2 separate regions of the Mus musculus genome follow, and region 1 is linked to region 2. A link is a loop called in an ENCODE intact Hi-C map of the cell type or tissue named here. Cell type or tissue: heart. All regions are shown on one strand. Links, peaks and the distances in the headings refer to the core of each region. The heading gives the core; the rest is flanking DNA.

Evidence for each region. A loop is a pair of places that touch in the nucleus more often than their neighbours do. Peaks named below come from ENCODE experiments on the same cell type or tissue, not always from the same donor. Only the 100,000 strongest peaks of a DNase experiment are listed, where the experiment ranks them.
Region 1: it touches region 2 in a loop (6-fold over the local background); 5 of 42 quality-filtered maps call a loop at or near these places.

Annotation. Positions count from the first base shown.
Region 1 is chr7:144,989,119-145,005,214 of GRCm38, forward strand. No RefSeq gene overlaps it. Among named protein-coding and RNA genes, the nearest start is that of Ccnd1, 57 kb to the left of the region's middle. In heart, for the core only: no CTCF peak of the experiment used is centred there; DNase peaks (open chromatin) are centred at 7,963 and 10,823; H3K27ac peaks cover 2,475 bases.
Region 2 is chr7:144,935,099-144,951,194 of GRCm38, forward strand. It overlaps Ccnd1 (cyclin D1), which reads right to left and starts at 4,733. Exons shown (of 5, transcript NM_007631.3): 1 at 4,398-4,733; 2 at 2,789-3,004; 3 at 2,196-2,355. The coding sequence starts at 4,595. In heart, for the core only: CTCF peaks have their summits at 4,719 (motif pointing left) and 8,374; DNase peaks (open chromatin) are centred at 4,683, 6,583, 7,353, 8,323 and 6 weaker places; H3K4me3 peaks cover 5,736 bases; H3K27ac peaks cover 6,224 bases.

The sequences.
Region 1 (16,096 bases), core at 4,282-12,281, 55 kb after region 2:
GTGGGCTGCTCAGGAATGTTTCCTGGACCTACAATCATGATGTTCTAGGTTCGAGTCCCGGCCTTGGTGCTAGCAAGCTGTATATGTTAATTGCTTTTCTTGCTGCTTTAACAAAACACTGGGCAAAGGCAACTCGAGAAAGGAAGGATTTATCTTGGTTCAGTCTAAGGGTAATCCATCACAGTGGGAAGGCAGAAAGGCAGGAGGCTGAGGCGGTTGGTCCCTTCCCATCCACAGTCAGGAAGCTGAGAGAGATGAGCATGGGTGCTCGGCTTGCTCTCTCTTTTTTATTCCAGCTGGGATTCTGCCTCATGGCATGGTGCCGGCCACATGGGGTGAGGTGTTTCTACTTCAGTTAACCTAGATTCATCCTCACAGACATGCCCAGTAGTTTCTAGACTCTGTCAGGTTCACAGTACACATTAACTATCACACAGGGTAAGTTCAAACAAGTCCTGGCCCTCGCTAAGCTCAGCAGCAGTCTCAGAAAGACACCTGGGAGCCAGTGATGGGGATGCTGAGAAGGTCAGAGCTGGAGGCAGTGGGTGAAGGTCTCACTGTATGGCACCAAGCCAACTCTGGGGCCAAGAAGAGGACTGGAAAGCAGATCTTGTGGTGTGGGAGTGACTGCTCATCAGTTACCAGAGACAGAAACACTGACTCTGAGTGGCTCTCAGCTGGACAGCCTGAGGTAGATGGTCTACAAGGCTCTGGCTTGAAATCTACCAGCTTTCTTATACTTCTGGCCCCTTTGTGTTGGCACTGTCACTGGGATGAATGGCCTCGTGGAAACAAAGCGACTGCAGGAGTTCCAGGCATTGCATCACACTCCACACAGCTCACCAGCCAGAGAAAGGAGCTCTTAACTGAAGACTTGAACCTCATTGCTGGTTGACCACCATGAGAGATTTTATCATAACTGGCTTCCACCAAATCATAGCTCATCTCTGGAACAAGGGCTGAATGACAGGTCCTCTGTTCTCATAGCAGGCTCCTAGGGTGGACCAGGACTCCTTTGAGGCTCAGGAAGCTGAGGCACAATGAAGCCAGGTGAGTCAGACCAGTTGCCAGGACTCCAGCTGGTCTGGGTATAAGTAGACCTTTGATTCCAAGGAGGCAGTGAGGCATGGAGGGTAGACTAGAATGTTCTAGAATCAGGACTGTGAGTTATGCCAACCATGGAGTCCTTATAGATCATAGGCATCTTCTCATGGGAGATCAACAGGCCTCTATCTGGGGTTGTTGATCCCCCATAATAGAGTAGAGTGGAGTAGACTCTACTATGACTTTTGGAACCCAATTTAAAGAGGGGTGACTATAGCTTGGAAGTCCTTGTGAATAGAGAGACCACTGTGCCTCTCAGACCTTCCCACTGGAGGGACATAGCTGAAGGATGTCCCCAGGATCAACCAACAGAACATTTTGTCCATCAAGTCAGAGAGTGGGGCCTGGGAGGAGAGGCACAGCAGGGAGAACGACTGGCCCAGCTCCCTGCCCAGCCCCACAACAGGGGACTTGGTGACCTGAAGCATGAGGGACAGTCTATCTCAGCCCCATGCTGACTGGGCACCAAGGATCCCAGACAGTGAAGACAGCAGGTACAGAAGAAGTGAACTCCTATGGAAATGAAGTTAGCAAAAGAAAGAGGATTTGAAACAAGCAAACCATATACCATCTCCTAGTTTCATTTCTGTTACTGTGACAAAATACCCTGGAAAAAGCAACTCAAGGCATGAAGGGGCTGTTGCTCACACAATTCTAGGTTACAGTCCCATTATGGAAGTGAAGTCACTGAGGCAGGAGCTTGAGACATCTGGTCACATGATACCTATAGCCAAGAGCTGAAGGAACACCTCCATGTTACCTACTTCCCTCTACCTTCCTCATGCTCTGTACAGTTTGGAACTCTGCCTAAGGAATGGAGCCACCGCAAGTGGGCTAATTTTTCTCATATCAACCAACAGTCAAAATAGTTTCTCATAGAAATGCCTATAGGCCAACTTGATCTAGATAATCCCTCATTGAGATTTTCTTCCCAGATTATTTTAGGTTGTGGCAAATAGGCTTTTAAAACTAACCACGGTGTGTATACAAACACACATGCATACACATGCCTGCAAGCCCACACACACATGCACATGCATTCATATGTGCACACAGATCTATTCTCATGACATCCCAGAGGCATTGTCTGGGTTAATTCTAACAGACAGAGATGAAACCTAGGGCTCCAAGCCACAGTTTACAGTTGAAGGATTTCCCCAGAATCCAGAAGCAAAGGAGCAGAAGACATGGTCACTTGTTTTAGTGCCTCCTACAGAGTGTGCAAGAAGGTTAGATGAACAAACAGAATGCAGGCACAGGGGAGGAAGACCACGGCAGAGTTGAAAATGCAGGGTTGTGATCACACAGGATGTTAGTAATCTTGATGGACGGCTTGATAGGACTGAGATAGCTTAGGATACAGTGGGCATGGACAAGTGGGTACATCTCTTACTGTGTCTGAGGGTTTATCTTCACCCGTGCTGAGTTCTAATCTGACTGCTTTATTAGGAGGTGAGGGCAGATGGCAGAAGCTACTCAGATGTAGATATTGCTTAAGTCTCCTGGGTTTGATCTCTAAACTCCAGTCTTTTAGACGGCCCCAGGGAGTTTACCTGTGAATGATGTCGTATGGTGTTTAGAATGATCAATGCCCACCAAAGGCTCTGACATTTGAATACCTGGTCCCTGGTTGGCAGCTTTTTGGAGAGGCTTGAGAGGTGTGGACTTACAGGAAGAAGTGTGTCACTGGGGGTAGTGTGTCACTAGGGGCAGTGTGTCACTGAGGGAAGTGTGTCACTGGGGGAAGTGTGTCACTAGGGGCAGACTTTGAGGTTTCAGTCAGTCACCATTCCCAGTTCACACTCTCTCTCTACTTTCACTCTCTCTTTCTACTTTCTTCTCACAGTTTGACAAGTGAGCTCAGCTGTTCCATCTGTCATGACTGCCACCTGCTGCCATGCTGTGTCATTATTATGGGCCCCAAACCCTGAAACCATAAGCCCAAGTAAACTCTTCTTTCCATGAGTTGCTTTAGTAGTGGTTTTTGTATAGCAATAGAAAAGCAACTAATTCTGTCAGCTAAGTTTTCTAATTAGTGACAAGTGCAGAGGTTTTCATGGCCATGTATGTGACCCTGGCTCCTTCCCCCAGTAGGTACAAGTGGGTATCCCCTCTCCAGCAGCTGCAGCTGCCAACATGCGGGGGGGGGGCACCTGTAAGGGCTACTTGGATGGCAAGTGATATTTCAGGTTATAAAGTGGAACCCTGTTTGTGTGTGCTGCTGCACTTGGGGATGCTGGGCCAGGCCTAGGAGGCAGTGGCTACATGGACAGCGGGAGAGCCTCTCTGCTGGGTGGGTCATCATGCTTTGGCAGTTCTCGGACCACTCAGATGTAATGGTAGTCTTTCTCATTGGCAGAATGAACTACACTCTGGAAAAGTCCCCGGGTTCCGGTGCTTTCCAAATTCGTAGGGGATTTTGGAATGCACGGGAATCAGGCCCATCTTGGCTCAATACCATGTCCAGCAGCCAGGGTTGAGTGTTCTTTGGGTCAATGGATATGTGTACCAATCTGTACCTCTCTTGCACATAGAGGAAGATCCTGGAGCCCTGGCTTTGCTGGGTGATCAGGAATCCCCTTATTTATTTGGTTGAGGACATGACTCAAGTAGGGCCTAGGGTCTTCCACACCCCTCAAATCTAATGCATGCACCTAATGCTTATAACTATACACTCCTCCTTGCCTGTGTGTATCTTTGTATGTATGTTTATACCTGTGCATGCATAGTCAGAGGTCAGTCTCGGGTGTCTTCCTCATTTTCTGAGACCAGGTCTCTCTCGGATCCTAGGTCTCACCTATTCAGTTTGACTCTCTGCACAGTGAGCCCCAGGAACCCACTTACCTCCGACTCCCCAGCAATGGGATAGCAGGTGCACATTGCTCTGCCTGCCTTTCATGTGGGTGTTGGGCATCCAAATTCGGGACCTCATGCTTGTGTAGGAATCAATTACCAACTAAGCCCCTCCCCAGCTCAATGCCCTCCTTCTCCATCCATTTCCTCTTGCTTATCTTTATTCTTTCAGTCACCCTTTCACTCACTACTCAAGGGCTCACAGTGTGCATGCTGCTCTTCTGGCTAGGGCGTGTGGGATTTCTAGGTTTTGATGAAGGTGTGACTCAGAGGCGAGGGGAACCATAGGCTGCTGCCCAGATGGAACAGAGTGGGCCTGGGCCTCCTCTAGCTATGTCTGCATTAGTACCACCTAGATGGCATCTTGGGACTGAGACTCCAAGCCTGCATGGGGAGTTTCATTTGGCCTGGGGCCTCAATTGCCTCTGCCCAGTCAAAGCAGCCTGCCTGTTATGAAGCTGTTCCAACCTCATTGTTCTGTGGGGAAAGATGGCTGCCCCATGGTCTCCCTTCTGGGACAGTTGCTATCTAGAGGCAGGGTCTAGCCTCTGGAGTTGGGATCCTCGTCATCTATGGGATGGCCCTCCTCTGAAGCTCTGCCCCGCAGTCTGGTTGGCTGGCACTGTTCTACAGTGTGTAGTGGGGCCTGCACAATAGCTTCCCTCTCTCGTTGCCAGCCTGGCCTGTGAACAGGGCTCTGTTGATGCCTGGCTGCTCTCACTCCCAAAGAATTCAAAAAATGGTCCCATGTGTGAATGTGCATCCTGAGACTGTTGGGCAACTGCCTAGAGTGGGGTCTTGGAAGGCAGAGAGTGCCACCGCTGGTCACTGGGCTGTCACATTCATAGGAATCTGGACTGGGCTTGATGATGGTGGTGGCAAGAGTCAAGGGGATGTGAAGAAAACTCAGGCCATTAGCTCCCTGATGGCTGCCTGACATCATGATTGGTTGGACAGAGATGCTACCCTACCAGGCCAAGTAGATCGTCTCCCTAAGCCTCACTATGGAAGCAGAGTCAGGAGGGCTCCTGTACAGCACATTTTATTTTTTTTCAAAGATCTTGGCCTCAGCTTGGCCAGGGCCACTGAGCTGCACAGGAAGGTCCCTCTGCTTCCCAACCTTTGCATGTACATGCTGCTATGGTAAAGTCAAAGCTTGAGCATTTAGAGCTATAGGACTGTCCTGGGCTCCGGACAGTGTGTGGGCATGTTTCAGCTTTTGCCATCCAGAGCTATCAATAGTCCTGTCATGTACCCCAGGGAATGATAGTCACCCAGTATGAAGTGCTGTGTCCTGGGAGCCCAGAGAGGTTGCACAATGCCCTGCCACAGGTATAATGCAAGGCCCACATATTATATCCTGTTGGTTGGATTAGTGTCAATGAGCAAGGACCACAGTGACTCATGCTCGGCTGGGTGGCTCTTCCTGTGCCGGTTCTGGGATGCTGAATTGCCCCAGGCTCAGTAAGAACTCCTGAGCACTGTGCAGAGAGCCATACAGGGGCGACCTCAGGCTGAGTCTCATAGGCCTCTCTCTATAAAACCCTGGTCCAGGGCTTTGTGCTGGATCCTGACACAGAGGGGACTGATGATGGCAGATCCTGGTGTCCAGCCGAGGCCACACATGAGGGACAGACAGAAACACCAGACAAATGCAAGTCACCTGCTGTTCTCTGCCATCTTCCCAAGACCAAGGGACTCTGACTGCAGAGTGTAATGTCCTGTGGAGCTCAGGAAGTTTGTCACACATAGGACTCCATCAGAGAGAATGCAAGCCCAGGTGGCTGCCACTCAGATGGGCCCAAGCCATCTGGCACAGATAGAGCCAGAACCGAGTGCCCCCTCCTAGCGTTAGGGGTATGTAGAACTCTTACTATGAAGCTCTCTGAAGTGGCAAGTGGCCTGAAGGGACCCAGGAACTGTAGGAAATATTTTCACAAGTATCTGCAGAGAAAGGCCCTCAGACCTGATACTGAGCCACTGTTGGTGGGCTGAGGGTCCTTCCCCTCTTCAATTAGGGTTGACTACTTTCCCTTTATTGGTCCTATTCTACTTCATATTTCCATGCCCACATTTAGCCTGTCAGCGTTCAGATGATGCTAGCTGGTGTCCTGTAATTTTGACCTTTAGGACTCTAGGGTACCTGTCTGATGGGGAGCTAGCTTGAGGCAGTCTCCAGTGTTACCATGACTACAGGCCGATGGCAAGCCACTCTTTGGCTGCAGATGGGAATTGGTTCCATTGGTTTCCTTAGCCAGCCATAGAAGCCTGAGGTAGCTGTAGTCCTCCTCAGAGCTGCAGATCCACCTAGAAGAGATGATCCCCGGTTGGCATCCCAGAGGCAGGGAGGGCTTTGAGCTGACACTTGGCAGCACTGTATGGGCTCTCAGCTGGCATCACACCCCGTGGCTGAGAGTTCACACTCTCATCCAAACCCTGCACAGCCTTCAGTTTGAAGTTGTGTTGTCCCAATTCTGAATTGACAAATAAAGTGCCTCCCGTCCACACAGTCCATCTGGGAGGAAATCAGGACTAGTACCCAGGTGGGGGGACTTGAGACCATCTCTACCTTACCATCATTCTCGAATGTCCCCTTGCTGACCCGCCTTCCCTCCAGACATGCCTGCAACTATGGACAGCCACAATGTTGGCTTGTTCAACATGTCTCAAAGTTTCTGGCCATAGCACCTTGCAGGTGGGCTTGTTTAAGTTCAGTGACTCTCACTGAACCTCTATGTTTAGAAGTAGATGCCTGCCACCAGCCATTACTAACAAGAGTCACGGACTATCTATCAGGACTAAGATTCAAACTCTTGGGAGTGGAGGGGATGCTTAGACCTAAAGATAAGAAGGAGGGGGATTCTTCATGGGAATGACCCCATCTCAAGGAGGTGGAAAGGAACAGAGGGTTCTGGAGCCTGCTATGCCGGAAGCCTCCGTGAGAGGTGTATCCTCTAGGCCCTAGGCAATTTGAGCCGGCTCTGACACTTGAAGCCAGATCCTAGTAGTGTCTGGATTTTCCTCTACCTCCGTCCCCCAATGCCCCCTCCTCCACAGAGGCACTTACACACTGGTGCTGGCAAGGAGGACAAAGATGCCAAGCCTGGGGCTTGAGCTCACATCCTTCCTGCCTCGGTTTCCTCTGTTAACTGATGGGCCCTGAGGTCAGCAGGAGCCATCTTCTCTCCTGCTGCAAATATGTTTGGGTTCTCTGGAGACCCAGGGATGCCTGGTGGTGGCACAGTACATGGCTCGCTGGCATTGCAAGCACTAACCTTGTAAGATAGGCAGAGACACCCTGGTGGGTGGCAAAGGTCCCAGCCAGTTTCACAGGGAACAAGACTGTGGTGTTTACCCCCTAAGCACCCCCCTTTCCGTGTGTGTGTATGTGTGTGTGACTCTGAGGGTCCAGCAGGCATGGTAGAGTGAGCATACTGCTCACTTCCTTAGTCTGGGCTATGTGGGGCAGGCCTGTGTAGGGTCATGGCTTCCAGCATCTGTGGCCATTAGGATCTTTGGCTACGCTCCACAGACATAACACAGGCCAGGTCACCCTTCTTCATGCTAGCAGAGGTGGCAGCATTCTGTGTTCTGTGCTGGAGGAGGGGATCCCAGGTGCTCCCCAGGTGCTCCCCAGGTGACATAATCTCAGCAGACAATGGTGCCTTCTATTACCTGGCTCTTTTGCAGCGCAAAACATAGGGTAGTTGCCCCTCAGTCACCTCCTGTGAAGGTTTATCTCTGAATACACTTCACTTGCTGCTGGTCCCTGGGACACTCTGTCAGGGTTGTCCTATGTCCCTGCAAGCTGAGGGCCCCTGTCCAAGTGGGGCTGGCTGCCTGTTCTCCAGAGCTTAGGAAAGCTGAATAGCTGCTCTCCATCTTCCTGTGTATCTGACTGGTCTGGGGTTGGGCCCCTCTTGAGCAAAACAGCCAGCCTCCAAGGGACAGGGAGGATGGGGAAGGAGGGGAAGCTGCCACACCTCACAGGCTACTTGATGAGGCTGCCGGATGGAGTCTGCGTGGGGACAATCTGAGGATAACAATGGAGGAAGGGAAGGATCTTTCCAGCGCTTCCTGTTTGCTTGTCTGACCAGATGAGCTCTGATAAGCATCCCCCACCCCCAACCTGTCCCCAGTGGCCATGAGGCCACCCACATTATGCCAGGTGGCTCTGGCTCTAAGCTGACCTGGGCAAGTGCCTGTTTCTTCCAGGCAGCAGTGAGATGAGATGGCCAAACCAGTGGATGAGGAGGTGGCTGAGGACAGCTGCCCTTTTGGGTGCTCTGGGGTGCAGAGGTGCAGAGACAGGATGGCAGGCATTATTCCCTCCTTGTTACCTCTTCCTAGGCTGCTGCATTCTCTCAGGATGCATTCTGTGAGGGCCATATAATACAGGGACCAAAGGGGTTCTCCTTGAAAGATACAGTATAAGCCAAAACTAGGGTCAGGGAAGGGGGAGGTCCTCAGTATTCTCCCTAAAGAAGGCCTTCTTGTCATATGTTGTCTGTTTGAACTTGGCAGTGAGGTTTGAAAGGATTCCTAAGGCATCCCAGGTCCCCTCTGCTTCATGGCCACATGGCTCATTTCTAGGGTACCATACCCACTCCTGGACCTCAAGCTGCCTCCAGAACCCCAAAGAAACCAGTGTTTCTTGACTGTCCTAAGCAAGTCTGGGACAGTATTAGCCATTATCACCAGGACCTGGCGACAAGCCAGGTGTCCTCCAGTGGAGTGTGTGCGTGTGTTGACTCCAGCACATCTGACAGTAGAGTCTGATTCAGTGTGAAAAGGGAACCTTTCTGTCCAGCTAAGAAGACAAAGAAGGACCTAAGACATAGACTGGGAAAAGGGGAAAGCCCATGGCACATAGACCCTCTGATGTTCTGGGCACTATGAGCCCTTACAGGAAAGAAGAGGGTGGTACGTGCCTTGGAGTGATGGGAAGGGAAGGGCAGATGGACAGTGCACACAGGAATTCAGTGTGGTGGAGGATTTGGAACCAAGGTCACAGATTTGGTGAAATATTAGAAAGAGCATGTGTAGACCAACCTGTGGAGGCATGCCTTATCATGCCAGCATGCAGGAAGCTGAGGCCAGAGCATCGGGAGTTCAAGGCCAGCTTAGGCTACAGAGAGAGAGACACCCACCCTGTCTCGCTCATAGATGTGGAGGTTAGATGTCTACCCAGGTCTCTGCACTGAGGTCAAACTGTAGTTGGCCCATTTCCCCCTATAGGTGTCAGGGGAGGATCTGGCACCTTACATCTGTCTTTTAATCTTTGATGGTTGAGGGAGCCATCTTCCCAGCCTCTCCATCAGGTTCCTTCTCCCTTACCTCTTGGGCCTTCTCCCTGGACCTGCTCTTGGGCCTTTGCCCCTGCATCCCCTCCTCTGGGTTGTTTTTTTCCCTGTGACTGCTGGTGCTCCCAGAGGTCAAGGTTGGGGGTTCCACTGTCTTCATGTCCCAGGTGGCTGCTCCACAGGACATTCTTATAGGGTATAGGGCAGGGAGAAGTAGCTTTCAGGTGACTATGTACAGAGAGGAGGGAGAGTGAATCCCAGGGCTGCACCGTAGCTCAGCTGGTAAACACTTGCTATGAGAACATGAGTTCAATCCACAGCACCTATGTAAAAATCTGGGTGTGGTGGCACCTGAGTGTAACTCCAGGACTGGGAACAGAGACAGGATCTATGGGGCTCACTGGCCAGCCAAGCTGAATGGGTGCACTCCGAGCTCAGTGAAAGACCATCTCAGAAACTAAGATAAAGGGCTGGAGAGATGACTCAGTGGTTAAGAGCATTTGCTGCTCTTGCAGAGAGGACGCAGGCTCAGTTTTCAGCACCCACATGATGGCTCACAAACACCTGTAACTCTAGCTCCAAGATACCTGATTCCCTCTTCTGGCCTCTGAGGGCATCCACACTCATGTGCACACACCCACACCCATAATACACATTAAAAAAACTAAACAAAACAAAGTAGGAGGCTGGAGGATTTAGTCAGTGAACTGTCTGCCACTTAAGGATCTGAGTCTGGTCCCCAGGACTCACATTTAAAAGACACTGATTACAGCAGCCTATATCCCAGTTCTGTAGGGATGAGCAGCCAGGGACAGGAATTTCTCTGAAGCTCCCTGGCTGGCCAGTTGAATCAGTGAGCTCTGGGCTGAGTGAGAGAAACTTTCAAAAAAGGACAGGGGCTGGCAAGATGGCTTAGTGGGTAAAGAAAGGAGCTTGCTACAAAAGCCACCTGACCCAAGTTTAATCCCTGCGATGTATGTAAAGGGGAAGGAGAGAACCAACCCCTAAAGTTGTTCTCTGACCGCCACATGTACAGCATGCAATTCAGGACTCACCTCTGTTCTCCACCAACAATAAATAATACAGATTACAAAGATGATTTATTACATGCACTTAGATGCTATAATCTGGGTAGCCCAACAATTTCTATCTCATGCCAGCCTGGCTCCTTCCTTCTCTCCCTGGACCTTGGACTGAATCCTTAGCCCTCTAATGGAATGGCCAATCTGTAGACCAAACTCCAGGTGCTTTTCTGACCCAATCTGGGACAACCTCTTTTGGGATGGGAGATCTGCAGCCCAAAGCCCTCACTGGGATACCTAAGTATGGCACCCTGATTCCAGGGGGATCATTACAGGCCGTACTGTAACTAGTCCCTCCTGCCTGTAAGGGCACCATTGTCTTTCCCCAAAGGATTCACGGGCCCCTGACTATGTCCCTGGAGTCAGCCCAATAGTGATTTTTGGATTTTGCAAGTCAGGCTGGCCCTGTCCAGGCCTCAGAGTAGCCCTGGCATGAGGACTCTTCTGGTTCTTGAGTGAGTGCTCACTGTTGGGTGCTGGGAACTCTGGCAGCCTGTGGAGGAGCATGTTCCCACTGGCCGAAGCTATTCTTAACAAGCCTCTGGGCTCCACAGCTAAAAATACCCGTGGCCTGTGGGAAAGCTCCCCCAAGCTGGGTGTTTTTTTTTTCCTTTCAACATTCATAAGCCTGTTCCTGTGGCCACTGGGGCATGGAAGGTGCCATGTCATTGTCTCATTCCCTAGAATTAAGGTCCAGAGGCCCTGGCTTGTCAAGGGGTCTGCCTTCAGAGAGTTTGGAAGAACCAGGGGGTCTTCAAGCCTTTCATCTGTGTTCTTGAAAAATGATTTCTGAAAGGTGATTGAAGCACCTTTGAGATCCTGAGCATGGTCTATGATAGGGGACCTTGGGCACAGAGTCCCTAGTTGAGTCTCTTCTGATCCTAGGTGACACTTGGTGACTACAGACAGGCCAAAGTTCTAAGTTCGTTTCTAGGACCATGCCCACAGGTGTCCACGATCCTCTTGCTTCAAGTCATATTGTCTCCTATAGTTGGCCACGTTCAGTTGCCCACCTAGCTGTGGCCTCAGGGCTCTAATGCCACCACCAAGTGTGAGAACCTGAAGCCCATGGAAGGCAGGGCTGTGCCGAGCCAGTGTGCAGAACCCCCACCCCCACCCCCAACCCCCACCCTGCTCCCTGCTCCTGCTGCCTCCATGGCAGCATCTGGGAGTGCTGGCTTCTCATGCCCATGTCTGTGCTAGGGTCCCTGCATCTCACTGGTGATTGGGTGGGCCCTGCATTCTCAGAGAGGTTACTGCTCCTGTGGGCCTGAGGACTGAGGACCACAGCCCTTGTGTGTGTGTGGTGGCCCTCTATGGTGCTCCTTTTGCTGTGCATCCCCACCTCAAGACCTGTGATGTCTGAGCTTGGTGACAACCTCCACAGGAGGCACAAAGAGCCACTGTGTGGGCCACCTGCTGCCTCTTTAGCAGCCTCTATCCACATGGCCCAGAAGCTCTCCAGGACCTTCCCCAGAGGAAAGCTCTTTCTCTGTGCCCTCTTGTTGTCCTGGGAGAGGCTGAGGGTGTGATCCCCACCTCAAGGAGCCTCTGGGGGTGAGGGGTGTGTGGTGGCTTGAGGTGGCCCTGGCCAGCTTCCCAGCCCAGACTGCCATACCCCAGAGAGCCATTAGGAATCTTGGCCAACCCCATCCCTACAACCCATGGCTGCTGCTGAGTAATGATTTCTAAGGCTTGAGATGTGCCAAGCCCTGCCCCGAGAACCCGCTCAGTCCTTGGCAGACCATCCAGGAGGGAGGTCTCTGTGGTATTAGAATGCTTCTGATGTGGGTGACAGACAAGTGGCATAGGAGCCTTAGTCATTAGACCCATGAAGTAGGAACTGACTTCTGCACCATGCCTCAGTTTCCTCCTCTGCAGAGCAGCAGTTTCTAAGCCATAGGCTCTCTGTCTTGATCCTCATAGAGATTTTTAAGGATAAGGGATATAGAGGCAGTGCTGGCTACCAGGCTGTCACAGCAGGATAGGGACGGGATCCTGAGCTTCCCACAGGGTGCAAGACCTCTGGCAAGATGCCCAAACGACCTGTCTTCTCCTGGACCATGGCAGGTCCCTGGGGGCTTCTGGAAATGTCCCACTTGAGAAATCAGCCATGGCCCTGTGACACACTTGATGGGTGCCAGGGCCTTGAAGATTCTGATGTACAGTATACTATGTAACCTCTTCTCAGGTTCTAGACTTGAGATTGAGCCTGGTGCTCTTGCATGGGCTTGTGGATTCACTTCCTGCTTCATGGGTAAGGAGGAAGGTATAAAGAGTGTATGTGTGTGTGTGGGGGGCAGGGTTTCAGCCTGTCTGATATCCTCAGGCCCAAGAGCAGCTTTCTCCAGGCCCTCCATAGGCTCCTTATCTATCCTGTGTCTGCCCACGGTCCTGCTGGTTGCAGCTGGCTCCTAGGGGCTCCCTCCCCTCTGCTCTGAGCTTCCCTTCCTGCCCTTTCCTCTTCCCTGCCAGCTCCAAGCACCCCACCCAAGCCTTGGGGACTCACTGGGCTTCTAGCATGCTTCAAATGTTTTCATTTAGGGGATGCCCGAAAATACCCAGCCCAAGGGCGGGAGGCAACAGCCACCATTAGGGCCCCTGGGAATAAACTTGAAAACCCAGGCAGGGTGGGTCTGGGAGGGGTCTGGATTGAAACACTAGCAGAACAGGGGGATATTGGGGAAAGGACCCCCCAAGGAGACTGGCCAGAGGAAGGGCAGGGGTGGGGCTTCAGGCCAGGAGGAGACCTCAGGAATGTGGCAGCTCATGGTGACTGACAATCACATCTTCCTGCCTGCTTCTGGTTAGGGCCTAGGCAGTCCCCAGCCCTGCCATGGAATGGAGTTTCTCATCTGTATTAGTTGGGAACAGAACTGATAGAATGCATGTACACACACACACACACACACACACACACACACACACACACACACACACACAGAGGGATTCATCAGAGTGGCTTACAGGCTGTGTAGTCTGAGTAGCCCAACAGAGCCTGTCTCCTAAAGGAAAGACCAAAGATATGACAGTCGTTCAGTCTATGGATGACTGCTAAGTCACAGAATGTCTCAGTATTTGTGGGAAGCCACATGTGCCGTTGCAGAGTGGCGCTGACTACTGCTGGCCACCACGCATACGTTTGGACAAACAACCAATGTGTACATATGCAGTAAAGTTTTTTGCAAAGACACTGCCTGGCCCGGGCATGATAATGAGGCTTTGAGAGTATAACCAATCAGATGTGAGACATGCAAATGAGGTATGATAATGAGGCTCTGTGAGGTACAGTGAGAGAGAGAGAGAGAGAGAGAGAGAGAGAGAGAGAGAGAGTAGCCAATCAGATGAGGAACATGCAAATGAGGCTTAGTGCATAACCAATTCGGGTGTGAGACACGCCTCTCCTAGGCCTATATAAGCAGCACCAGTTCTGGGCTCGGGGTCTCTTCGCCTCTGCAATCAAGCTCTCCCAATAAACTGTTGCAGCGTTATTGCTGGCCAGTCTGGCGTGCGCAAGAAGTATTCCCATCTGGTGCTGGAGTCCCAGAGAGGTTCTAGAGAGCTGTCAGTTTTCAGTCCTCGCTGGGATCCAGTAGAGGTAGGTTCCATCACCAGCAAAAGATTATCTCAGCAACAAGAGAGTCAACTATCAAGAAAAATTTCTTACAGGTATGCCCAGCTTTTGGATTTTTGTTAATTCCAGATGTCCAGTCGGCAACCAAGACAAGCCATCATAGCATCTTCCCCAGGGGCCCCGGCTGGGAGCCACCTTATCCTTATCCCCAAGACCTCCCCTGTCTCCTCATCTCCTCCCCAGCCCTATCCATCTCTGTCTCCATGCAGGTAAAACCTCTCTCCTTGCAGAGCAAGGAAGTGTGTGTGTTGGGGGAGGGCCTCCCAAACTTGCACACTAGGCCCCCTCCTGCAGCTGCCCAGGGTACTCCTCAGCCATAGATTTCTCAACAGAAAGCTTTAGGTCATCCTGACATAGGGGTGTGTCTCCATTGGTAATGTTTGATTAGCATGGATGAAGCTCTGGCTTTGATCCTTGGTGTTGCACAAAGCAGATAGGGTGGCACACGTATGTGTAGCCACAGAGCTGAGGAGGTGAAGGCAGGAGGCTCCTAAGGTCAAGGTCATCTTTGGCTACATAGTGAATTTGAGACCCTGTCACATACAAACAACAACATCAAACCCCCAAAGTACTGGGCATCTCTGGGCTTCACTTTTTCTGTCTGTTATGTAGGATGGTCACTAACACCCTGCCTGTTTGTGTAGCTAAAAGATGGGCTCCAGAGGAGAGGTCCGGTACGTGGTCCCTCAGAAGTGTCACCTGGTTGTATGTGGTCCTAGGGCCTCTGCAGAAGATGTGTCACTTCCCATCTGTCTGGGACCCCCGATGCAGACACAGCTGAGGTCATGGGCAAAGGCTAATAAAGTAGGGCACTAGCCTCTCCCTTCTCTGCTGGGTGGTCTTGGGGAATCAGAGTGGCAGCGGATAGCTCACAGTCATGTCTCAGGTGTCTTGCTTCTCCCTGGCCTTGGAGTTTGACTCTGACTGGCAGATGAGTCTGTAGTGTGGTCAAGCCTCAGGTACTGGTCAATCTGTGCATAGTCATAGCCAACCTGTGGAGCAACAGGGCCTCTCTGTTTCACCTTCTGTGCACTGGGCAGTATACTTGTGTGTGGATCAAGTGAAGATTAGTGTGGGAAAAGCCTGCTTTTAGGACCTGCACTTGGAACTCCAGACTCAGGTCAGGTCAAGATGCATGAGTGTCTGTCTGTCTGTCTGTCTGTCTGTCTGTCTGTCTGTCTCTCTCTCTCTCTCTCTCTCTCTCTCTGTGTGTGTGTGTGTGTGTGTGTGTGTGTGTGTGTGTGTGTGTGTGTGTTAGATTTGAATGTAACCTCTTTTCCCTGCAAGCCATTGGCCTGCCAAGGAGATGAGACCCAGATTCAGCTGTAAGTCCCACCTTGTATACCAAATTCTCCACTCATAGAATGAAGGAGCAAACTGGAGCTCTGGAACCCCAGGGGCCTCTGGGAAGAAGTGGCCTGCAGCTGACAGAAGGGCTCCTCCAGCAGTCAGAGGAGAGACAGAATTTAGGGACCAGGGTACCTGGCTGCCTCTCTCCTCCAGCCCTGCTGAGCTTCTGTGGGGAGTCATCAAGGCCTCTCTTCTCTCTAGAGGGTTTTGGGCCTTTCCTATTGCCCAAAACACCCCCACTGCATCTCAGAGCTTCCCAGGAGCTGCTCCACAGAAAAAGCCTTTTATTTTATCATTGAAAAGGGGTCTTGCCTAGCCCAGGCTAACCTCAAACTCTCTATGTAGTTGAGGATGACCTTAAGCTCCTGATCCTCCTGCCTCATGCTCACAGAAGTGACAGGGTGATTGTAGGTATGTACTACCACACCTGACTCATTTTGTGGCTTTTGGGGGACATAGGGTCTTACTTTGTAGCTCATGTTGGCCTGAAATAGCCAATGTGGACCAGGCTGGCCTCAGACTTGTAGCTTTCTTCCTGTCTCTGTCTCCTGAGTACTGAGATGACAGGCGTGTGCCGCCATGCCTGGCTAGTAGGGTTTATGAAAATGTCTATAGTCAGTATCTTGGGAGGTAGGTAACAAGTCAGACTTCAGTTGGAGCGATTGTCGGACTACTCTTCTACCTAATAATCTGTGACTACATCACCTGATCCACTCATTTATCCAGCAAGAAAACGTTGGAGGTAGACAAGGAGGTGTTGGTGGCAGGGT
Region 2 (16,096 bases), core at 3,032-11,031:
CAAGAATGAACAGATGTCAGCTCCCATCAATCATCTTGTGTGTCACCCAGAGCCTGGGATCAAGGAGGCTGGAAGGAATGGGATCAGGAAGGCAGAGAGTTGCTGTAGCGAGGTGGCCCTCTGGGGACCACCCTGAGAGAACATACAGCTTTGGCTGTTAAAGGGATCCAGCAGACAAGCAATACCTCCAGGTGGCACCAAGGACAGTTCATGCTAGTGAGTCCAGTGAACCAAAACCTGGCTATGGAGTCAAGTTCAAATCACAAACAGCCCTTTTACAGGGAGTGAGACTCCAGCCAGCAGGACCAGGAGTCCCCAGCCCCTTCCAGAGCCTGTTTTTCTCCCTCCCACGGGCAGTAGCAAGATCTGTTATGTCCTATAAGGATCCCTAGCTACTAACATCTGTGTCTTCACACTGGTTGCTGATGACATAGGTGTACCCTGGCTCAGTGGCATGTCTGACACCTACATACTTCATTAAGTTCAGTTTCCCACTGTCTGTATCCATCCACATAGCGCTCTGGCCACCTGTGTTAACAACCCCAACCCTAGCTAGCACATTGTTCAACTGCAGTCAGGAATCCAGGTTGGGGGGGCGGTTTGCAGAAGGGAAGTTATGCCTTCCCATCTCCTATAGGGGGAACCCCTGTCACACAGACGACAGATCTCCTGGCCTTGATGTCAGCATCTTTCCATTCACGGTGATGTCACACTGGCCTTTTCCCAAAGTGGTTCCTGTGTGACAAAGGAGCTGGTTGCTCCTACAGAGAAACAAATGCTCCAGACCACAGAACACTGGCCTACCGCAGGTCACCAAGCTGTCCTTTACCCCCACCTGTATTCCAGGGGCACAGACAAAGGCAGTAAGGAGAGCTGGAAGAGCTGAGTCCAGCTGTACCCAGATATAGCGCTTACTGGTTACTCTGCTGGCATCTAGGGGTCCCGGGAGGGGCACACTACTGCCAGAACTATCCTGGGGGAGGTTGTGCCTCTCCATCCCCAAGTTATCTCTGGGAAACTCTGCTGCCTCTCTGAAGGCACTTTCAGCTCCATAAAAGGCTGCCTGGAGCTTCCAAAGGCTCCGCTCTCCTCAGAGAAACCCCAGCCAGCTGCCTCCCTGACTGCCAGCAGGGCCACCCCCACCCCTTAGATCCTTCCAGCCTACTGATGGCCTTGCTACTCCCATCTGCCACCCCCTTGTTTGGTACCCTTGGGGCGGGCTCAGCACTCTCGGCAGGTAGTTGGCAAGCTAGAATTTCCAAATTCTCACACCAGCAGCTTAGAAACACTGGCTATGGGGCTGTCAGACATAAGAAGATGTCACTGAGACAGCGGGGGTGAGGTGGAGGTTGGGGGTGGGGGGAGATACTCTACCGGCCCTTCTGACATCACAGGCCAAACAGCTATAGCAACTGAGGTCTGATCAGGGCCACAGAGGAAGGGGGTCCTCAACAGGTGGGAGAACACCACACCCCCTCAATATTGCTAAGCCTCCTGGGTAGGGTTCTCAGTTAGAGGTGAGGAGCAGCTGTCAGAAGTAGTACTGAAACCACTCAGAAGTAGCAGGGTTGTCTATGTGTGTGGGTTCCTGCATGGCTGTCTACCATGACTTATGTCAGCCTAATCTACCTGGGGTCTGGGGCCAGGGAGGGTCCCTTGGAGGAGTCATAGGGAGGTTCTAGTTTCTCTGTTTCCAGCCAACCCTCCCAGGACTCAGCCAAAAAGTACTGGCCTGCAGTACCCCTGGTGGGGCCTCTAAGTTCCTGCTCTGGGACTGTACTGTATGTAGCTCGTGGGGCTGAGGCTGGACCATTTGTCCCATCCATGTAGGAACCCCTAGCAGGTGGCTCAGCCTGGGAGAAGCTGGTGTGTGTGTGTGTGTGTGCTCTATAGCTCGAGCTCCTTAAGAACAGAGGCAAGGCAGGAAGCCTAGGAAAAGAGGCAAAAACCTCTTCAGAAAGCATGCTGTGGCCGTACCACTTCCTGGCAGTGGAAAGGTTGGCACAGGGAAGCTGTGTCATTCTGTTAGGTCTCCAAGATACTAGCCAAGAGAATGTGCCACCCAGTATCATCTATCTCTCCAACAAACTATCTGCACCCTGGGCTCAGAATAGATAGCAAGGAAAGAGGCCTTAACCCCAGGGGGAGTGGCAAGGAGCCCGCTCTTCCTGGGAAGAATGGGGGTGGAGCCTTACCTGTGGCACAGAGGGCCACAAAGGTCTGTGCATGCTTGCGGATGGTCTGCTTGTTCTCATCCGCCTCTGGCATTTTGGAGAGGAAGTGTTCGATGAAATCGTGGGGAGTCATGGCGGCCAGGTTCCACTTGAGCTTGTTCACCAGAAGCAGTTCCATTTGCTGCAGAGAATGAGGAACACGGTCAAAAGGAAGGCAGGCTGATTCGAGAAGGTCTAAAGAGTTGGGTCAACCCGGGACCCCATACAGGTAAACAACAAAATGTGCCTGTAGAAATACTAAGGGGACAGACTGCGGACAAAAAGAATCTCCCACCGCCAGCGCCGTGGCCTGCACGTCGCTAGGGGGCGCACACCGCCCACATTTCAGAGTGGTTTCACCACAGACATGGTGGGGAGTCCAGTACGGAAAGAGGGCGGGCACAGAGGTAGAATGGGTTGGCATTCTGCTCACTGCCATTTCGGTGTCGTGCGGTGCGGTGCGGGTGCCTTTCGTGGGGCAGGAGATCTGTCCATGGATGGCTGGATCTCCTGCCATTTGCAGCTCCCACCACCCAGCATAAAGAGGGATTGTCGGTGGTGGGTTACGTGGTTACCAGCAGCTCCTCGGGCCGGATAGAGTTGTCAGTGTAGATGCACAACTTCTCGGCAGTCAAGGGAATGGTCTCCTTCATCTTAGAGGCCACGAACATGCAGGTGGCCCCCAGCAGCTGCAGGCGGCTCTTCTTCAAGGGCTCCAGGGACAGGAAGCGGTCCAGGTAGTTCATGGCCAGCGGGAAGACCTCCTCTTCGCACTTCTGCTCCTCACAGACCTGCGGGGATCCGGACCCTGACCGTCAACGTGGGAGGGGGGCGTCGCTCGATACGACCCCATTCCCTTCTCCTAGATTGCACAGAGAGGGATTCCGGTGGCCAACTCCCTGGGATGCGCTCCTGCTCCGAGGGTTCCCAGTGCCCACCCACCCTGAAACTGAAAGGGAAAGTCTTTGGGCAGCTGGCGGGGCCGGTCGAAGCAATGGTGGCCACGGAGACCCCGGTCCCCTGTTGAAATTAGGAAGCCACAAGCCAGAGAACCCCACCGCGGGGCTGGCGGGGCGCCGGGGGCTGGGCGCCGCTCGAGCGCACGCGAGACACAATGGTGGCGTCCCAGGCCGCCGCGCTGCATTTCCCAGACGTCATCTTTTCAAAAAATATTTAAAAATATTTAAAAAATAACTAGGTGCCTAAAAACGACCTGAAAATAACCATCGGACGACCCTTGATCCAAGCCGAGGGTCAGGAGCTCAGTGGACATCGGGGGGTGAGCTCCAGCAACTCAAACTCCGGGGGCCCCCCTTTTGCAGGGTGCGGGCGCTGTTTGCCTCTACAAGGGCATTATGCCTCACTTTAAAAATTATTTTAAAATATTTTGGGACCCCTGAGTCTCCTGCTGAACATCTGAAAATGTGCTTTTGTCCCCCTCCGCCCCCAGTTTGACCTAGACAGGTTCCTCCAAATCCAGAACCGCACGCACAACAGTCAGTCTCATTGACTAGGGGGCCACGCGACCTTGCAGCCTGGCGTTTTCTCTGGGCCAGGCAGCGTGTGCGGGGTACCCAGGTCCGCTGTTTGAACAAAGAATCCCCCACCCCAAATATTCCTCACACTGTCTTATTTAGTGATTCCCGGCCGCCACGAGGCCCCTCGTGCCTGTCCCAGCGCCCCTACTGCCGCTCCCTGCCCTGCCCCCAATTATTAATAAACACTTTTTGCTTTGCAATAAAGGAGCAAAGATGGCGCATAATATTGGCACGAGCGGCCCTTGCATACGTGTCCATGGATATTAATTTAAAAATCAAATTTATGCCCCCTCCCCCCTTGAGCTGGCGAAACGCGCAGGGGCGGCCCCCGCCGAGGCGCTGCAGGAATGGGGCACAAGCGGGGGCCACAGAAGCTCAGCCTGCACCCTCTGTGGTGTCGCTGACACCGTCCTCCCTCGAAGGCACCCCTCCCCGACTGCCCTCCACCAGGAAAAGGAATTCCCATCTTCCCAACTCCCAAACCTTCCTCGTTCAAAAGGACCCAATCTATTTATTTTGTGAATACCGAGTCCTAGCAACGCACCCGGAAAACTCCGTGACGGAAGGGAAGAGAAGGGAGGAAGATGTTGGTGATAGCAACAAGTTGCCAGGGGGTCCCAAGCTAGCAGCCTGTAAAGTCTCTTACCTCCAGCATCCAGGTGGCCACGATTTTCCGCATGGATGGCACAATCTCCTTCTGCACGCACTTGAAGTAAGATACGGAGGGCGCACAGGTCTCCTCCGTCTTGAGCATGGCTCGCAGCACCCGGTCGTTGAGGAGATTGGTGTCAGGGTACGCGCGGCGGATGGTCTCCACTTCGCAGCACAGGAGCTGGTGTTCCATGGCGCGGCCGTCTGGGGAGGGCTGTGGTCTCGGTTGGGCTCCGGTGGCGGCTGCTGACGCGCGCTGCCTCGCGCTGTACTGCCGGTCTCCGGAGCGCGCGGAGTCTGTAGCTCTCTGCTACTGCGCCGACAGCCCTCTGGAGGCTGCAGGACTTTGCAACTTCAACAAAACTCCCCTGTAGTCCGTGTGACGTTACTGTTGTTAAGCAGAGATCAAAGCCGGGCAGAGAAAAGGGGGAGGGGGAGGGCCGAGGCGGGTGCAGGGGGAGGGGGCTCGGGAGCAGTGAGGGGGGGGGGCGGCGGGGGGGGGGCAAGCCCAAACCCTTCCCCCTCAGCCTTCGTAGATATGCAAATCGCTCGGACTGCTTCTCTCCAAACTGGGAAAGAGCGGGGCAAGGGGGAGGGGGGCTTCTTTCCCTAAGAGGGTCCTCCGAGACCTGTGGAGGTGGGGTAGTGGCGGCTCTGGACAGGAGGACAGCTAGGAGGGAGGCCAGGCCACACGCAAGCCAAGGAAGAATGTATGGAAGGGGAGCCTGGGGGTGCAAGGACACCCTGTTCTTAAACCGGGAGAATGGGTGCGTTTCCGAGTACGCCACGAGGCACCCACAGGCGGACCCATTGCTTAGAAATCCCAGCGTCCCTGTCTTCTTTCAATTTCATCAACACGTGTAAAATTCAGGAACTGTGTAACACCCGAAGATGCCAGACGAGCCCTAAGCTCTCGTGCAGGCTCCATCCTGGCGCACTGGGGTGGTTGCAAAGGGCCAGAGGGGTATCTGAACTTTAAAGGATCCCCAGCCTAGCATGCGCTCGCTCAAAAATAAAATAAAACCCCGAAAATTCCAGCAACAGCTCAAGATGGTGGCCATTATTTCATCTATTCCTCCTCGCTGGGGGGGTGGGGTGGGATCTGAGATTTGTCTTCATACAGTGACCGGTTTATCCTGGCCAGGGTCCCCCAGTATCCCCCTCCTCCACTGCAGGCGGTTTGCCCAAGAAAAATAAACCGTTGAAGAAAAGGTTGAGACACGATAGGCTCCTTCCTAATTTATTTTTTAATTAAGAAAAGTAAATCGCTGCAAGTTATTAGTCGCCCTTCCAGGAACCAGACCACCGGAAGCTTCTTGATTGGCTTCGTTGAGGGTGGTGGTGTTTCTCCACCTTTAGAATTGCAGTCTTGAGTTGGGGGAGGGGGGGGGCGGCTGGTGAGAATCAAGATAAACTTGTGAGCCGATAAGGTGATATTTAAAGAGAATCTATAGATGGTCGTGGTTAACTGAATGGACTCCTAAGTTTATAATTTATAGATTCAAATAAAATATTTTTAGAATAAAGCGGTTCCACCACCTTCGTCCATTATTTAGTTCCCTAGTTTTGGAAACGTTTTCACAATACCCGACTTCAAGCTAGGCGAACTATTCACACACATTTCCCACGGAATACTTTCGTGTCCCAGAAGAAACTGGTAAAGGAGCGCACAGCGTCCAGGCGGCACACAAGACGCAAACCCCTCACCTTCCGAGCTCATGCCTTCCGCTCCCCCTCCCCCGACATTGGGGTCCCTAAAGTCCGGACCCTTCGGGACAGTGATTCCACTGTAGCTCCGAAGGTGGTGGGTGGCCCGGGCAGAGTGCCCACGCTTGCTCTGGCCACAGGCCCCGCCAAGCCTGGGAGCCTTAGCCTAAGCACGAGGGCGGCCAGGCTGCCTTTTCATTCATAAAATCCCTACCGGGCGGCAGTAAGCATGATTTATGGGGCTGCGCGCTATCACCCGCGGCTGAGTGCCTGCGAACTGAGCAGGCTAGCCTAGCCAGGGTGCGCCACCAAGGGCAGCGGGGCATAAAGGGGCTCGCCCACCCTGCAGCACGGGCTAGCGACCCGCAGCCACCCCCCACCACCGCCACCGCGGGAAAGACCAGGAAACTGAAATTTGCATGAGCCAATCCGGACTCAGTGCTGTTACTAGGCGGACCGGGCAGATCTCCACGAGGAACTTCGTTGAGCTCTGCGCTCAGGGAGAGGAGCAAAAGTGCAAGTCCGGTTGGCGGGCGTGTAGAGCCGTCCAGGAACCCGTGGGGGAGGCGCAGGAATTTGGGACCCGGCGGGGAGCGCCCTTCCTCCATCCTGGAAACCCTGCTTGTCCGAATCCCGAGCCCAGGAGGTGGGCTGCAATTCAGAGTTCTTTCCGGGACAACTGCTTTAGGAATCTCAGAGAAAGAACTTGGATTTTTATTTTCCAGAGAAATAGTAACTTAAACACAAACACCCACTTTCTTTTGCAATTTTAACTTTACATTGGCTTTAAAAAAATCTCGTGGCAGGAACTGTCCGCTCTGGGCTTAAAGTGTTCTGCGCTTATTTGTCAGTGACCTTTTGGAGACAAAAGGCCACTTGCCCAGCCGAGAGGGAACCACGTTATTTGGAAAGAAAATCTCAAAGTAACTTTAATCCCCTTTCGGATTTCCTGCCTCCTCGAACCCTACCCCTACCCCCACCTGACTGGAGCCAAGGTTCCAAAGAGAGCGGAGATTTAGTCTTGCGTTTGCCACTATCCCTGGCTGTGGGAACTTCATTGAGAGGTGGGAGGGAGCGCGTTCATTGAGGAACCCTCGCGACTAAGCGCGGGGCTCGGGTTAGGGGTGCGGGGCTGGGCGGCAATACTGAGCCTCTGGCTCTAGCCCCTCCTGGAGAAGAGCGGACGCACCTAGGTGGGGTCACCTGCAGCCGCATACCTGGCGGCAACTTGAAAGGACTTGGCTGTTTCTGCTCCAGCTAGCCATTGTTAATTTAGCCTTCAAGTCGCCCAGAGAAAACACTTCCGAATATGGACCCCAAGGTTCCGGAGGCATTACGGCTTCCCTCTCCTCACCCAGAAGGCGTTTTGGGGCGCGCGTGGCAGCCCACGTGCTACACGGCTGCTCCGCCTAGGTTACCCTGAGCGGATTTCAGGCACCCTTCGGCTAAGGTGTGTATGCTCAGCTCATCCCCTGTGCACACCTGGGACCGTCGCATCCTATCTTCCCAAGCGTGCCTTACCAAATAAGTTTCAGTCCCTAATTCCCACCACCCAGAGCGAATAGACGCGCGCCGTGCAATGAGCTCTGGAGCGGCAAGCCTGGCTCCAGGGACCCCCAAGGGTAGAGATGCAATTTGAAGGAGGGATGTCTGCTCGGTCTCCAGCTCTCTGAACGAATCACAGGTGCTCTGAAGAACCCTAGGGTCCTTTTGGGCTTTGGCCCTCGGCCCTTCCCAGACTAAATGGTGGGGAGCGGGCACTCGGGCCAAGGTGAGCCACCCGTGGCCAGGCAGGACCACGTGGCTCAATCGTGGTGAGCGAACCCTCATGCGATCCCAGGGCGCAGCTGCTGGAACTGGGGTCTTTCAGCCCCTGGCACTGGTCCCTCAGCACTCCGAAGGGCGGTCAGGGCGCAGAGCCCTTTGACCTGCTTCCCTGCAAAACCAGGCATCTCCATTCTTAATCCAGATCAGTGGGGGCTTTAGAATGGGGACTAAGCGGGTTCCAGATCTGTGATGGAGCCCAAACAGGGAGGGCAAACCTAGCCCCAGGTTTTGGAAAAGGTTGTCTAGCCTCACGTGCTGAGCCCTCCATGGGGCCCCTGCTCCCTGTGGTGCTTGGTGGCTTGGACGCGCGGGCGGACCCATGGCACTAGCCTCCGCGGTCCCACAAACGCGCGCCCGGAACTCCGGGGTCACGGCTTGGGGAGCGCGCGAGGCCGCACCGCGCATTCCGCGCATTCCCGCCGGCCGGTGTTTCGCCGCCACGTGGTCGTCCTGAGCGCCGCGCTTACCGTAAACCTTGGACGCGACGCGCAGCAGTGGCTCGCGAGAGCCTGAGGACGCTCCCCGCGGTGAACGGTGGTTGAGCCTGCGCTTCAGTAGAGGCACCAAGCCCGCAGTGACTCGCTGGGTAGGAACTGCCCTTCCATGTTTATAAGGAGCACTATACTGTCTTGGCTCCGCTGGAATGTGTACTAAGGTGACTGACTCTCTAAGGAACTGGACTGGTTACTGACTGTGGTAGAAGCCAGAGAGGAACTACAGCCTTTGCTTCTGAAAGTTGAATTTTCATCATTATTTCAAATCAGTGTGGGTCAGGCCACGGATCTCTTGTCAGGAAGCCCATCTGGAAGGTGCTTAGCATACAGAGAATGTCCAAAAACCCACTATAATTATTTCATTTATTTTTGGTTCTTTGAGACAGGGTTTCTCTGTATAGCCCTGCTGGCTGTCTTGGAACTCACTTTGGCTGACCTCGAACTCAGAAATCCTCCTGCCAATGCCTCCCAAGTGCTGGGATTAAAGGCGAGCGCCACCACCACCTGGCCACTATAACTATTTTTAAAACATGAGCAAGGATGAGGTTAGGTAGATGATTTAACAGGTCAGAGTGCTTGCTGATTTTTCCAGAGGACCGGGTTTGATTTCCAGCACCCATACCCGGCAGCCCCCTACTCCGGCTCTAGAGGGATTCTACACATTCTTCTGGACTCTGAGGGAAGCCGCACTCACACATGCACATAGATACAAACACTAATAAACAAACAAGCAAATAAATATAAGTTAAAGGCAAAAATTCAGTCCACGGAGGGATGACACTTCTGACATTAACCAATGGGATGCCTGTCTCTGCCACATCCTGTTCATCAGGGAGCAGTTAAGCACCATAATAGTTTCAATTGTCAACTTGACACAACCTCGATTCATGTTGCTAGAGAGTCTCAAGAAGCCCTATGGGTACGGCTGTGGGTAGTGTCTTGGCTATCTTAGCTGATGTGAGAGGACCCAGTGTGGGAGTGGGTGACACATTCCCTAGGCTTGGGTCTTGGACTGATTAAAGGTGGGAAAAGTAACTAAGCACCTATTTATTTATTATAATTTATTTATTTTTATTTTAAGTACATTGGTGTTTGCCCACGTGTATGTCTATTTGAAGTATGTCTGCGTGAGGGTGTCAGATCCCCTGGAACTGGAGTTACAGACAGTTTTAATCGGCATCCTCTGGAAGAGTAGCCGATGCTCTTAACCCCTGAGCCATCATTCCAGTCCCCACCCCTGGATTCATATCTCACTGCTCTGGGAGGATATGATGTGACCATGTGCTTCAAGTTCCTGCCACACTGCCTTTCATGTAGTAATGGACTGGAAACCTGGAGTTCCGAGCCAGAATAAGCCCTTTCTCCCTAAGCTGCTTTTTTTTTTTTTTCCCCCAATGACATTTTATCACAGCAGAAGAAATGAAGCCAGGACAGGCCTACTGAGACTGTATCATTTATCATCAGAGTCCTGTAAGGGTCAGAGATTTGAGGAGACCTCTTCTGGGCCATCTTTCAACCCCTCCTTTGACAGATGGCCCCTTTGCCAGAAGGGATAGGACAGAAGCTGCTGGTGGGCCTTAGGGGCTCCATGGCTCCTGTGTGCCCCCAGTGTACTTCTAGATCAGGTGAGTTCCAGCCGCAGCCTATCTAAGGAAATCATTCCCTCTCAGGTGGGATGGAGGAGCAGGCCCCCACCTTCCAGCTTACCAGGTGGATGCTGTCATCGCAGGCATTTGACAGGGCAGAAAACCAGTGTGCTGAGGTTAGCAGCTTAACAATCCATAGAGAGCTGGACACAGGCATCTGTAACTCCACCAACTCATTGCTTGAGATACTAGCCCTTGTAAGGCAGAAGCAGGGGGACATACACCCCCCCCCCCAAGAAAGAGCTGATACATACACACAGAGGAAAGAACAGGTACACATATGTGCACACAAGAAAGAACAGGTACACAAACACTCTCTCTCTCACTCTCTCTCTCTCTCTCTCTCTCTCTCTCTCTCTCTCTCTCTCACACACACACACACACACACACACACACAGAGAGAGAGAGAGAGAGAGAGAGAGAGAGAGAGAGAGAGAGAGAGAGAGAGAGAGAGAAAATCCACGTACTACCAGAACTAGATGAGGTAGCACATACCTGTCATTGGCACAGGAGGCCATCCTGCACTGTTTGTGAAAAGGAAAAAGAAAAGTCACTTTAAGGCAAGCCACTTCTTTTCAGGATGCCAGGAAGTTGGAAAACATTTCTGTAACTACAGGAGGCAACGTACAGAGCTGTGCTCTCTGGCATTGGAGAGGCTGTGGGCAAAGATGCCCCCATCTCTGCTGGGCAGTGGGATGATTTCCTCTGCCAGGCCATGGCCAGAAGTAATTCAGGTAATGTGCATAGGACATTTAGCATAGTGCTGGTGGGTGACTGGGGTCTGTTCTGTGCATTCGTTCACGAGTTTGCTGTTAAGCAGAGTGAATTTGAAGGCTGTAATGTACTTCCTGTGGTATGTGGAATTAATTAAATATTTTGGTTTATATTCAGAAAGAGAAATTTTGAAATGACTTCATGATGAATCAAGCCTCCTCGCTTTGTTGACTTCTGAGCTCTTTATGGGTGTGAGATGTAAACCTCAGAAGAAACTTTTAAATTGGGGAAAAGAAAACCTGGCCACATGAACCTTCTCTTGTTCCTCTTCTCCTGTCCTTTTAACTCTTTGTTGTTTGTTTTATGATTTATTTATTTTTTATGTGCATTGCTGTTTTGCCTGCATGTATGTTTGTGTGAACATGACAAATCCCCTGGAATTATGGAACTGAAGTCATGGACAGTTGTGAGCTGCCGTATGGGTGCTGGGAATTGAGCCTAGGTTCTTCTGGATGAACAGCCAGTGCTCTTAACTGCTGAGTCATCTCTCCAGGCCCCTTTTTAACTCTTAAAAGGCAGAGTAGAGTTGATGTACTTACTTCAGTTTTGTTTTTTGAGAGGCTGGCCTTGAACACCTGATTCTGGTTCTCCCACTTTGCAGGTACTGGGATGACAATCTGGTAACAGCATGTCAGCTATTTGTGGTCCTGGAGAATGTGTCTCCAACAAACTTAGGCCTGGGATCTGCCTCCCCAATGCTTCCTCAGGCCTGGGCCCTCACCTCCTGCTTTTAGTGGACCAGCTGAGGCCAAGCCTATAATCTACTCAACAGCAAATTCCCAGACAGGCTTCAAGGTGAGAGAGGAAGAGATTAACTGAGAAAGCAGACTGGGGTGGGTCTCATTGGAGGAGGTGGGTACAAGGCTCTTTTGCAGCTCTTCTTTAAGGCCTGTCCCATGCGAACAGTAACATGGCCTACAGTGGCCGGCATCTTGGACCCTCTTTCTCAGACACTGTGCATGCATGCACAGACACAGGTTAGCACCCCCAACACACACACAGATATGCATAGAGAGACACACACATAAACACACACAGACACACACACACACAAACCCACTACAGCTAGGGTTTTGATTGAGGTTGCATTGAATCTGTCACCCTGGGGAGAAGTGACTCCTTTACAGATGGCATCTATTGCAGATGGGCCAGTGGCTTGTGAATTTGGCAGAGCCTTCTGGTCAGCCTTCTTGCTGTAGTTTGGCTCAGCAATATTCTCTGGTTGTCCAAGGCTTCATTCTCAGGGTGGCTTTATTGGGAGGTGGTAGAACTTCCAAGAGATGGATTCTAGAGCCAGGTGTGGTGGCGCATACTGTGATCCTAGTAGTCAGGGGGCGAAGACAGGAGGATTACAAGTTTGAGAACAGCCTGGGCTGCATAGCATGATTCTATATCAAAAACAAACAAGCAAATGAACAAAACCTACCACCAACAAAACCAAAACAAACCCGAAAACAAACACCCTAGAGACAGAGAACAAACAAACAGCACAGCCTGGCAGTCCTTAGGTTACTGAAGGTGGCCTCAGAGAGGACGATGGGACTACTCTTCCTCTGATTTGCCATGTAGTACAGGGCAGTTCAGTTCTGTTTACTCAGCATTTCGCTCTCATCATCTGCATTAGAGACTCGAAGTAGAATAGAGTCCTGTTCTGGACTAAAATCCCCAAACTGTGAGTTCACATAACCTCTGTTCTTTATAAGTTAATTACCGCAGGTATTTCCTTACAGCAAGGGAAAGTTAACACATCTTCAAAGTCACTGTATGCTTCCTCCATCTTTTGCTAGATTTCTCCCTCCTCTTCCTTCTCTTCCCCCTCTTCTTTCTGGTACAAGGTTTGGTGTACCTGAAACTGGAACTCTTCATTCTACTGTCTCCACATTCTGAATATTGGAATCACAGGGTGAGCCACCATGCCTCATTCACTCAGTTCTGGGGATGGAACCCAAGGCCACATGTGTGCTAGGTGAGCACTGGTCTCAATTTGCAAAAGAGACCCCAGAACTGTCCCATGTCTGAAAAGCAAGGAGAAGCCTGAAAGGCAGGGTCTGGGGTCAGTCATGGCAGCAACAGGGAATAAAAAGTCTAAGTGTTAGTGCTAAATTAGAAGCCGTAGGATCAGAAAGCCAGCATGTTTACGCACGTGCGTGTGCATGTCTATGTACCATGTGTGTGCAGCGCTTGCAGAAGTCAGGAGAGGGTTTTGGATCCCGTGGAACTGAGGTTATAGATGGTTGTCAGCAGCTATTTGAGTGCTTAGAAACAAGCCTAGGTCCTCTGCAAGAGCAACCTGTCCACTTTGGTTTTTTGAGATCGGGGTTCTTATTGGCTGGAGCTCATGAGTTTGCCTAGGCTGGCTGACCAGCATGCCCCAAGGGTTCCTCCTGTCTCCACAGTGATTACTGGCAGCTACCACCACCCACATCTAGCTTGCTATATGTTATTGTTTTCTGAGACAGGGTTTTTCTTTGTAGATTTAGCTGTCCTGGAACTCTGTGTGTAGACCAGACTGGCTTCAAACTCACAGAGATCCACCTCCTCTGCTTCCCCAGTTCGGATATAAAAGGTGAATACTACCATGCCCCCTGCCCCTGCCACTTTTGTCTAAGTCTTTTGAGACAGAGTCACACTGTGTAGTACTGTTTTTTGCCGTTTTGTTGCCCCGATCCCTTTACCATGGAATCCTGACCTGCTGTCCACAGACCTCCTCAGAGGTGCATTTAAAAGAAAATTAGAGAGAGGCCAGGGGACTCTGCAGGGCTGGCAGAGCCCTTGCAGCTCTGTGAGGAGGACACAGCTCTGATCAAGGCCCATGAGGGTTTGTGGGTTGTTCAGCAGAAGGCCTCTCATGGGGTGGGGGTAATTTTGTGGCTTTGGTCTACAATTTAGACTCAAGGGAGCAGGCACAGTTAATGCAATAATCTTGTAAACCTTATCTCTGCCAGCTGCCATCAAAGCAACCAGTGAACTCTCTTTCTGAGACCTCAGTGGCCCTTCTTGGCCAAACTTGGAATTTTACAAGAACATCCATGGGGCCTATTTACTTTGCTTTGAGTTGCAAATGTATACCCCCCTTGAGTCTCTCTCTCTCTCCCCTAAGAGAATGTGTGTGTGTGAAATCTTAGTTTTAATTATGTGGCTGTTTGTGGCTATGTGCATGTGACTATAGCTGCCCATAGAGGCTAGAAGGCAGCACAGGATTCTCTAGGAGCTGGAGATACGAACAGGTGTGAGCCTTCCTGTGTGTCAGCTGGGAACAGAACTTGGGTCCTCTGTAAGAGCAGCAAGCACTCATAACAGCCATCTTTCCAGCCCAGAATCTCATTTTAAAATTATATTTTTATTTATGTATTTTGTGTCTCTGTGTGGTCTCATACACGCCATGGCATGTGCGTGGCGGTCAGAGGAAAACTCATGGAATCAGTTCTCTCCTTATGCCGTGTGGGTTCCAGGGATTGAACTCAGGTCTTCAGCCTTGGCAGCAAGTCCATTTGCCTGCTGAGCCATCTTGCTGGCTCTTAGGTTTCATTTTGCCTGGCCTCATTATTTGCTGTTGTCTGAGTCCTACAACACCAAAGTTTCGATGTCCTGTCCTGAGACCTTGCAAACTTAAATTCTTGAATTTAAAGATTAAGGTTATCCTAGATAGTGTGTTTGTCCCATGGCCAGGAATGTCTTGGTATAAAATAAAACAGGAGCATATGTGACCTGTAGGACTTATTGTTTGGATTGGTAGTGCCATGCCTCGGAGGCTTGGTCCCCACCTGGTGATGCAGTTGCCTGTCGATGATTGTGAGTTGCTGGTGTCATCACTAGGCTCATAATCTGATGGCTTTCCTAAGAGGGGGTGGAAACACCTAGAAGTGGAGGAGGTCATCACTGGAATGTGGTCATGGGGACTACATCTTATCTGAGGCCTCTCTCCTTCTCTTCTTCCTTCTCCTCTTGGGAGAGAGACTGAGGGATGGGGACAGAAGGAGATGGGCTAGGGCACGGTTACTGTCAAAGCTGAGAGTCCCCACTCTTTCAGTACTGCACAGTCCTGAGGGCCTGGGGCTGTCCCTTGTCCTGTGATTCTCGGTAACACATTGGTGTCAACACAATCTTGCAGAGCCTAGTGAAGTCTTCAACAAGGCTATGTCCTAGGACCCTGAGGCCAATAGCTATCAAAACACATTGCATGTGAATGTCCTTCCAGTGTAGGTGTCTGGTCCCCACCCTAAGATTTAATCAAGGTCAGCAGGCTGAGATGGCTTCAGGGACAGAGAAGCAGACCTGAGGGTCCCCCCTTTTCTGGCCTGGCTTCCTCAAGCCTTAATTGTTTCCTTTTTGTGTGTGATTTCTGATCACATCTCAGTACTACATGAGAACAGAGCCCAGTGGGTTTTGCTAACAAAATAGAGATCCAGGTCAATGCTGCCAAGGAAGCAGGTCTCTCCTGACCAGCCACAGGGCTACTCTTCCTTTCAACTGTTAGTTACTGCACCATGTCAGGAAGCCTACAAAAACCAAACCAAAACAAAACAACCCTAGCCCATCTAACTGGAACAGAGAAGGCACCAACGCTAGAGGGGCTTAAGACAATGTTTTTCACTGTTGTTTTAAGATGGGGTCTCACTAAGTGTTCAAGGCTGACCTGGAAGTGGGGATCCTCCTGCCTCAGCTTCTTGACTATTTGGGAGTACCTTATGCATCACCACATCTAAGGTCAATATGTAGGGGGTGGATGCTCCCAGGAGTCAGAGGACACTTACAGGAGACAGTTCTTTCATCTACCAGGTAGGTTCCAGGGATGGAACTCAGAACTTCAGCCTTGGCTGCAGGCACCTTTACCCACTAAACCATGTTGCCAGCCCCCAAGATACTTTTCTTATTTACAACCGAATGGCCAGGAGGCTAAAGGACTCTCAAAATGGATTCTGAGGACAAGTGAGTGGGGGAGGGGCACTGCTGCATTGGGTATTCACAGTGCAGTTACAAAGCTTCGAGAAGCCCCCCCCCCCACACACACAGTAGAGAAGTGTACCTGCTTGCCATTAGGTTCCTCTTTGTGTTCCCTTTGACACCCAACAAATGTGCTGCAGAAACACTAAGTGTTTAGACCTAAGTGTCCTGGGGACAAATCTTAAAACAAAAGGATGTAGGCAGAAGAGTATGTCAACTAGCCTGCCCTTTGCCCTCAACAAGGACCACAGTAAAGACAAAGACTTCTGGGATATGCCACAGAAACAAAACCAGACTCTGTC